Regions from separate parts of the Homo sapiens genome. Here all the other regions are linked to region 3. A link is a contact called in ENCODE Hi-C or POLR2A ChIA-PET data. All regions are on one chromosome and are shown on one strand. Each heading gives the region's core, a stretch centred on a gene start or an enhancer-like site at or near the end of the contact. The rest is flanking DNA. Distances are from core to core; before and after follow the strand shown. Region 1 holds the start of ARHGEF2 (Rho/Rac guanine nucleotide exchange factor 2). Region 2 overlaps ARHGEF2 (Rho/Rac guanine nucleotide exchange factor 2). Region 3 holds the start of FDPS (farnesyl diphosphate synthase).

Region 1 (2,824 bases), core at 215-2,714, 670 kb before region 3:
CTGTGGCCCTGGGGAAGTCCTTCCTGCTTTCTAATGTCCATCCAGCCTGAACTGGGCACGGTTTATTTCCTCTTCCTTTTTCCTGGTCTTTGCTATTTAAGGATTCTAAACAGGGGAATGGGTGAAGAAGGAGGTGAAGGAGTTGCTAGGAAGGAGGGGAAGCCGGAGGGGCAGTGTGGGGGTAGTGCTGGGGGTGAGGAGCCCAACCAGCTCAGCCAGTGGTGAGGTAGTGGAGCCCAAAAATAGTGGCAGAGGCTAAAATTGGCACCTACAAGAGTGCTGAGTTGGGCTTGAAACCTGCAGCCTGGCCCCACTGCTGAGCCAGGGCAGAGAACTGCTGGATCTGGGTTGGGTCTCCCCTCCCTCCCTTCTTCTCCCACGCCCTTTGGGGCCAGAATCAGGCAGGACCCTGCTAACCGAAGGCTCTGTCCCAGGCCTCTCTGTGCTTCTGGTTTCTCCAGAGAAATGGGAGACCCTGAGAGGCAGAAATGAACTTCACTGTAAGTGATCATAGTTAGACTGGAGGAGGAATTTTCCCAATAGCAGGAAACTCACCCAAAGGCTGGCTCAGGCTGGGGAAAAGGGTCCAGAGAGATGAATGCCCCACCTTACCCTGCTTCTTGGGGAGAGGCTGGTTGGGCCCTAACTTTCTTTGACTAGGGCAGGCTGGTTTCTGGTCTTTCAGTTCCGGCTTAACTTGCAACAGAGAGAACTGCAGTTAGACACATGGAAGGCCTTCGGTAAAAGTGGAGAATCCCAACCTAGTCCCCCAAAGTAGCTGGCAGAGGCGGAGCTAGGAGGAGGGCAGAGTGGGGTCAGGAAGGCCCCAGAAGGGTGGGGCATGTGGGAGAATTCTCTCCTCTCTGTTCTTCGACCTCTGGGAGTGAATCCTACCCTTCCCGTGTACTGAAGATCCAGCGTTTAGTTCTCCTTTGATTTCCTCTCCCTCTGGCCACCCCTGCCCCCAATCGTAAAAGGGGTCAGTCTGCTCAGGCCTGCTTTGATGGGACCCCGAAGGCCAGGAAGGAACTGGTCCTGGGTTTTCTAAGAGCTGGGGGCGGATGGAATTCTCCTGCCTGCGGGTCTTTAAAGACTGAGGTAACGCAGTAGGGGAGGGAAAAAGGGAGGGCGAGGGGAGAAGGGAAGAAGGGGAGGGCAGAGGGGAAAGGGCCAACCTGGGTCCGGCGAGGGCTGCGGGGCTGGGTTTTAGGAAAAGAAGAGCTAAGAGGCGGGTCTCTGGGGCTAGAGGGCGCCCCCAGGCGCTGGAGGGGAAATAGGCAGAGGGGCCTCTCAAACCTGTCCTAGGACCCTCGTACCTCTCCGAGCTGCCCCCACACAAACCCTGGCGTCCCGTCCTGCGCGCGGGCACCCCGCCCTCCCTCCGCTCCGCCTACCCCCTTCCTGAGCTTGGGCGGGGGAGGAGACTCGGGTTTGAGGAACTGGTGCTGGGTGCCGGGCGAGGGGAGTCAGACTTCCTGTCCCCGAGACCAACGCGTGCGGGCCGAACCCCTCCCCCCGCCTTCCCCCAACAATACAGGACGCCGGGGTCCGCGCCGCGTCCTCCCTGGTCCCCCCGTCCGATTATGTCTCGGATCGAATCCCTCACGCGGGCGCGGATCGACCGGAGCAGAGAGCTGGCGAGCAAGGTGGGCTCGGAAACCCCTCTCCTTTCGCCGCGGTCCTCGGGTGCTCCCCGAACCCCGGCACCCGCGGTGCATCTCCTGTCTCCCCGCCTGCTTTCTGGGCGCCAAAATCGGGCGGAGCGGTGGATCGGCGAGCGGCGGGACGGGGTGGGTGGGGACTGCGAGCGAGTGGGTAGGGGTGGGGGGAGCGGCAGACGCGACGGTGCTGGGATCCCGGGAGGGAGCGGAGCGGACCTGGGCTTGGTCGCCTCCAAGCCGGCGGGACCGAGTGCTTTAGGCCGCTTGAAAGAAAGTTGCTCCGGTAAGGGACGGAGCGGGAAGAGGGAGGTGTGTGTCTCGCGGGTGGGGGCGGTGGAAGCTCCGGCACCTCCTCTCACCCCGGGCCCCACCGGCTTGGGCTTGGCGTGGCGACCCCCCATCACTCCCCAATCGCTGGCTTGGTCGTTCCCCCTTTGTCCCCGCCATCCGGCGGAGGGGACGGGAGGGGGTGGTTTCCCGGCTTCCTCCCACCACCACCACCACCCCTCCAAGACAAAAGTCAGCTCCTCCTCTCCTCGCAAATGGACTTTCCAGCTGTGATTCAGTTCTCCCCTCTGGGTGGGCGGGTGGCTGGGGTCGGGACGGCCGAGGGACGGCTTACTTCCCCCAAACCATCACCTCTAGGTGAAGGGAGCAGAGGTCTTTGTGTAGCTGGGCTCCTTTCCTCCATCCTGAGCCCTTCTGCCTGGAACATAGGGCCTCCATCCCTATCTGCCCCGCCAGCCTCCTAGCTCTTCCTTCTCCCAACCTGAAACCCTTAGGCTGACACACCTGGCACTATGCATTGTGTTCCCTGCCCTTCCTCCTCCTCCCCCAGCGCTCTCATTCTCTTATCTGCTCGTCTTGGGGTCCCTTCACCTAGCATTTCATGAGTCTGGGTGTATAATTATCCACACGCCTCCCCCATCATGACCTCTTGGCCACTCCTCTCCAAGTACCCTTTATCCCTGCCTTTGTACCCAGCCCCATTCCCAAGTGCCCTGACCTTTCCACACCCAGACCCCAGGAAATGATGAAGCTGACTTGCAGGTGAATAAGTCAGAGCTGAAAGGAAGGTGGTGCCTGCAGACAGCACCTCCCAGCTCCTTTGGGGCCCCCGCACTGTACCCATTATCAGAAAGGACAGGTCCCAGCCCAGAGTT
Region 2 (2,759 bases), core at 196-2,695, 650 kb before region 3:
AGGAGCGCCAGGACCTGACCACAGCACTGGGGCTAGTGAAGGAGCTGCTGTCCAATGTGGACGAGGGTATTTATCAGCTGGAGAAAGGGGCCCGTCTGCAGGAGATCTACAACCGCATGGACCCTCGGGCCCAAACCCCAGTGCCTGGCAAGGGCCCCTTTGGCCGAGAGGAACTTCTGAGGCGCAAACTCATCCACGATGGCTGCCTGCTCTGGAAGACAGCGACGGGGCGCTTCAAAGGTCAGACCTGCTCGGCAGACTAGGCAGGAATTCAAAGTCAGATGGAGAGTGGGAGATGCCTGCAGGTCTTAGAATCAACCTCTCTTGGCCGGGTGCAGTGGCTCAACGCCTGTAATCCCAGCACTTAGGGAGGCCGAGGCGGGCGGATCACGAGGTCAGGAGATTGAGACCATCCTGGCTAACACAGTGAAACCCTGTCTCTACTGAAAATACAAAAAATTCGCCGGGCGTGGTGGTGGGCGCCTATAGTCCCAGCTACTCAGGAGGCTGAGGCAGGAGAATGGCGTGAACCCAGGAGGCGGAGCTTGCAGTGAGCCCAGATTGCACCACTGCACTCTAGCCTGGGTGACACAGCAAGACTCCATCTCAAAAAAAAAAAAAAAAAAGAATCAACCTCCCTTTATGCAGCCCATACAACAGTGAGACTCAGTGGGAGAGAAAAATAGGATCTCTGTGGCAGAAAAGCCTGAATTCTGCAGTTAACTTTATGGACCATACAGGGCCTTCCCTATCAGTATTTTATAATTTCTTTGGTCCTTGCATGCCTAGAGAGCTACTAGTTTTACTGAGGAAGACAAAGAAGCTCTCAGACTGGAGGACAGGATCAGTTGATTCCCCCAGCTGGAATCCCAGCTACCAGGGATGGGAGTAAGCAAGAGCTTTGGGGAGCGCAGCCAGAGGAGGCCCAGAGGAGGGGACTGAGCCGGTGAAGGACAGGCAGGGAGGAGAAGAGACAGCAGGGCAGAGGGAGCAGATCAGGGGCCAGGGCACACTTTCCCAGGCTCTCTTTCCAGAATTTGTCTGCACTGGCAAAGTCTTTCTCACCTAAATCAAAGCAAGAGAATAGCAGGCCTTGGCTTTGGGGATGAGATGTGAGGGACAATAGGAAACTGTGATACCTGAGGCCAAAGCCTGCCTGAGCCTCTGTACCTGTGTCATGAAATCCCTGCTCCCTGGGTTTGGATATTGTCAGTCTTCACCAGCCTCTTTCCTTTATCCCTTTCTCTCCTTCCCATCTCTCCCACGCAGCAGCTAAGAATATAAACCATGGGGGATTAAAAATAGCAAGGCTGGAGAGTGTTATTTCTGAAGCATTTAGCAAAAGCCCTCCCCTTCTGTGTGCCCACAGTTTAGTAAAATCCCCAAGGGCAAAGGAGGAGTGTATGTTTTCTCTCTCTTTTTTTTTTTTTTTAGAAACAGGGTCTCGCTTTGCTGCTCAGGCTGGGGTGCAGTGGTGCAGTCATAGCTCACTGTAACTCAAACTCCTGGGCTCAAGTGATCCTTCTGCCTTAGACTCCTGAGTAACTGGGACTACAGACCTGCACCACCACACCCAGCACATTTTTAAATTTTTTGTAGAGATAAGATCTTGCTATGTTGCCTAGGCTAGTCTTGCTCAGACTCCTGGCCTCAAGTGATTCTCCTGCCTCAGCCTCCCAAAGTGCTGGGATTGTAAATGTGAGCCACTATGCCTCGCCCTCTGTTTTCTTGATTGTGACATCCAAGTTTTATGGAATTGATCTTTGTTTCCTCCCTCAGTCTTGGAGTGCTGACCCCATAGGATCTGAGAGCTTGGAGTGTGAAGCAGAGAAAGAAATTGAAGCAGGGGCCTGCTGGGGTTGAAGGAGATGGGTGGGTGAGGGATGGTCTTTCAGTCCTCTGCGAGAGGAAGGAAACTTTCTCCCTCCCTACCAAGCTCAAAATTAGAAGTGGGAATATGCCAGGACAGGGAGAATTTAGGTCAGATAGCCGTAAAGGTCTTCCTTAGTTAGATATTAGAAATGGAATTTAAAGGCTAAAAAATGTGGTCCAGGCTGGGCACGGTGGCTCATCCCTATAATCTCAGCACTTTGGGAGGCTGAATCAGGCAGGCAGATCGCCTGAGGTCCGGAATTCGAGACCAGCCTGGCCAAGATGGTGAAACCCCATCTCTACTAAAAATACAAAAATTAGCCAGGCATGGCAGCATTCACCTGTAGCCACAGCTACTTGGGAGGCTGAGGCATGAGAATCGCTTGAACTCAGGAGGCAGAGGTCACAGTGAGCAGAGATCACACCACTGCCCTCCAGCCAGGGCGACAGAGCGATACTTGGTCCCAAAAAATAAAAAATAGGCCAGGCGCAGTGGCTGATGCCTGTAATCCCAGCACTTCGGCAGGCCAAGGCAGGCAGATTACTTGAGGTCAGGAGTTAGAGACCAGCCTGGCCAACGTGGTGAAACCCCGTCTCTACAAAAATGCAAAAAATTAGCCAGGTGTTGTGGCGTGCTCCTTAATCCCAGCTGCTCAGGAGGCTGAGGCAGGAGAATCGCTTTTTCCTGGGAGACAGAAGTTGCAGTGAGCCAAGATGGCACCACTGCACTCCAGCCTAGGCGACAGAGTGAGACTCCGTCTCAAAAAAATAATAATAGAATCAAATTAAATTAAAAATAAATAAAAAATAAAAGTATGGTCCCTCTTGCTCTGGGGAACCTTATGAATCTCACAAAAATCTTGGACCCTGTCACCCAAAAAAATACA
Region 3 (2,817 bases), core at 296-2,795:
TGAACCCAGGAGGTGGAGGTTGCAGCAAGCCGAGATCACACCATCGCACTCCAGCCCAGGTGACAGAGCAAGGCTCTGTCTCAAAAAAAAAAAAAAAGCTTTCTCTCACATCTGTCAAAAGTCCCCCATAAGCCACAGGTGAATGCCACACAGGTACAGAGCAACTGAACCAAAGCCTTACTCCCCCAAGTCATGAATCCCTCACCTCCTTGAGCCGGGCAATAGCATCTCCTATCTCTGGGTGCCCCATCTCATCCTCAGTCAGCACCCTAACGATCTGGGAGAAGTGCTGAACGAAATCCTGCTTTTCTTGGGCATAAACATCTGAATTCTGGTCTCCGTTCATTCTGAGGGAGGAGCAAAGGGCTCTAAGTAGAAGAAAAACAAGTCAGAAACCTGATCAGCTGCTCCCCTCCCCAAGGCCCCTCACCCCAACCACACTCACCGAGGTTCCTCTGTCCACGCTTGGCACCAGCAGCGGGCACTGTGCCAGGCCAGGACTGGGTACCCGTGCACCAGGGAGGGCCGCCGTAGGGAACCCAGCCACCTCTCCCGGGGTGCCCAGTAGGGGGCTGGCAGCAGGAAGACCCCCACAGATCTCAACCAGCGGGACAGGGGCATCCTGGGAGTGGCATAGGGAGGGGGCACTAAGCACTCCCTGCAGGGGCAAGCACCAAAGGCAGAGGCATGGTGGCAGCTCCCCAGATAACTCCCACCCCAGCCTTAGCCCAGAGTGCCCCTCCCTCTTGTGGAATGTGCTTGGGGACAATTACAGGAAGGATACGCAGGGAACAAAAAAGTATGGCTGGGTGACTGAGACCCAACTAATCACCACTTACAATAAACAGGCTAGAACTCAGTGCCTTCAAGATGGCGTGCACAAGGCTGGGTAAGGAGGCGGTACAGAGTAAAGTACCCCAGGATTAGGGGCTGAAAGGACCCTTAAGTCATCCTATTTTACACAAGCCAAACTGAGGCTCTAGGAGGTAGGAAGATAGTAGAGGCAGAGCCAAATCTAGAACCCAGGTCTCCCCTGGGCAGTGGAGAGGGGTGCCCAGGGTCTGAGTTACGCCCCAAGGAGGAAAGAAGCATTGGAGCGAGAACCCATGGGTGCTGCATCCATATGGTCCGGGGTGCTTGAACCGCGCGTCCCAAGCCCCACAGGAATCGCTAGGACTGAGCAGATAGGCTCGGAGCAACTCTGGACGGGAGAGAAGGGCTCGCAGCAAAGGAGTAAACCGGGGTCCGGGCATATTGGGGATTCCAGGAAAGCACAAGGGCAGAGTTGGGAAGTCTCCACACCCCTAGAAGGCCAGCCAGTCTAGCCCACCGACCTTCAAAACGGACACAACAGGCTGGCCTTCCGATGCCTCACAGTATCGTTACAGAAGTAAGGCCCGGTCTCGGCCCCCTTCCTCCAAGGCCCAGCACACATCCTCTCTCACCTGTTCCCAGATACGGATTCCTGCTCGGTCCCGCTTGTTGGCGGGTACTCCTAAAAGCAGAATCCGCTCCGCGATCGGCTCTGTGGGTCGAGTAGTTCCCGCTCTCCCCACACTAAGGGCGGAAATATATAATTAGACTACAACTCCCAATGTGCCCGCGGGAGGGACAGATAACGCGATCCTGCGTGTCCTGGCTGGGCGAAGATGAGCCGCGCTGATTGGCTGCTGGCCGTCGTGTGAGCATGGCGCACTGTGGCACTGTGACGGACGACCAATGGAAGGGCTGAAGTCTAGAGGTCGCGGCTGGAGGCGTCAGTGCCGGAAGCGAGCCAGGCTGGGAACGTCCCCGCTGTGGCTTTGGCTGCCTGTCTTACTCAAGTTTTCATTATCTTCCTGGGCAGCTGATTGGCACGTTAGTAAAACGCAGCAGGACTAGCTTTCTCACTTATTAGTTCTCTAACTTTAGGCAAATCATTTAACGTCTCTGATCCTCAGTGAACTTGCTTGAAACTAGCTTTCCTCATCTGTTGAATGAGGGTGGTAATACCATGAGGTAATGTGTGCAAAGTGCTTTAAGGGCTTAAGAAAGATGAGTCTTGGGCCGGGCACGGTGGCTCACGCCTGTAATCCCAGCACTTTGGGAGGCCGAGGCGGGTGGATCATGAGGTCAGGAGTTCGAGACCAGCCTGACCAATGTGGTGAAACCCCGTCTCTACTAAAAATACAAAAAAAAAAAATTAGTCGGGCGTGGTGGCGCGCGCCTGTAATCCCAGCCACTCAGGAGGGCTGAGGCGGGAGAATCGCTTGAACTCGTAAGGCAGAGGTTGCAGTGAGCTGAGATCCAGCGAACCACTGCACTCTAGCTGGGGAGACAGAGCAAGACTCCGTCTCAAAAAAAAAAAAAAAAAAAGATGAGTCTCACACTTGTAATTCCAGCACTTTGGGCGGATCACCTGCGGTCAGGAATCTGAGACCAGCCTGGTCAACATGGCAAAACCCCTTCTCTACTAAAAATACAAAAATTACCCAGGTGTGCTGGTCCGCGCCTTAATTCCAGCTACGTGGGAGGCTGCAACCTCGCTTCCCGGGTTCAAGTGATTCTCCTGGATTACAGGTGCCTGCCAGCATGCCCAGCTAATTTTTGTGTTTTTAGTAGAGAGGGGGTTTCTCCAGATTGGCCAGCCTGGTCTCGAACTCCTGACCTCAAGTGATCCAGCCACCTCGACCTCTGAAAGTGCTGGGATTACAAGTACGAGCCACTTGGCCCAGGCAGTTATTTATTGATTATAAGCTAAACAAGGGTTGGATTATTCATGCCTCTGCTTTGTAGACCATATACAGTTAACTCCCTGATGTCGACACAGCATGTGGT

Evidence for each region. Hi-C counts contacts between places; a loop is a spot of excess contacts on that map. ChIA-PET counts read pairs that join two places held with the same protein, here RNA polymerase II (POLR2A). Pooled maps may share reads with other maps.
Region 1: a loop to region 3 is called in a pooled map, with 5 times the contacts of the local background. The contact joins the promoter of ARHGEF2 here to the promoter of FDPS in region 3. A Hi-C loop is called at or near these places in 6 of 50 pooled maps. POLR2A ChIA-PET finds 5 or more read pairs at or near these places in 3 of 52 experiments (MCF 10A, T-cell and activated T-cell).
Region 2: a loop to region 3 is called in a pooled map, with 3 times the contacts of the local background. The contact joins the enhancer-like site here to the promoter of FDPS in region 3. A Hi-C loop is called at or near these places in 2 of 50 pooled maps.

The regions. Positions count from the first base shown.
Region 1 is chr1:155,977,187-155,980,010 of GRCh38, reverse strand. ARHGEF2 (Rho/Rac guanine nucleotide exchange factor 2) reads left to right here and starts at 1,464. Exons shown (of 22, transcript NM_001162383.2): 1 at 1,464-1,646. The coding sequence starts at 1,584. It overlaps ARHGEF2-AS2 (ARHGEF2 antisense RNA 2), which reads right to left and starts at 1,372. Exons shown (of 3, transcript NR_183460.1): 1 at 1,317-1,372; 2 at 556-691. RefSeq lists enhancers at 270-319, 1-328, 790-859 and silencers at 1,200-1,249, 1,310-1,469.
Region 2 is chr1:155,959,142-155,961,900 of GRCh38, reverse strand. It overlaps ARHGEF2 (Rho/Rac guanine nucleotide exchange factor 2), which reads left to right. Exons shown (of 22, transcript NM_001162383.2): 11 at 1-240. Among named protein-coding and RNA genes, the nearest start is that of MIR6738, 9.2 kb to the right of the region's middle. RefSeq lists an enhancer at 1-379. Within about 2 kb of position 1,445, at least 6 of the 41 ENCODE cell types and tissues checked have a DNase peak (open chromatin) inside an H3K27ac peak, as active enhancers do.
Region 3 is chr1:155,307,594-155,310,410 of GRCh38, reverse strand. It overlaps FDPS (farnesyl diphosphate synthase), which reads right to left and starts at 1,545. Exons shown (of 11, transcript NM_002004.4): 1 at 1,446-1,545; 2 at 446-622; 3 at 206-368. The coding sequence starts at 621. It also overlaps a transcript of PKLR not described here. RefSeq lists enhancers at 1,186-1,355, 1,686-1,815, 2,718-2,787.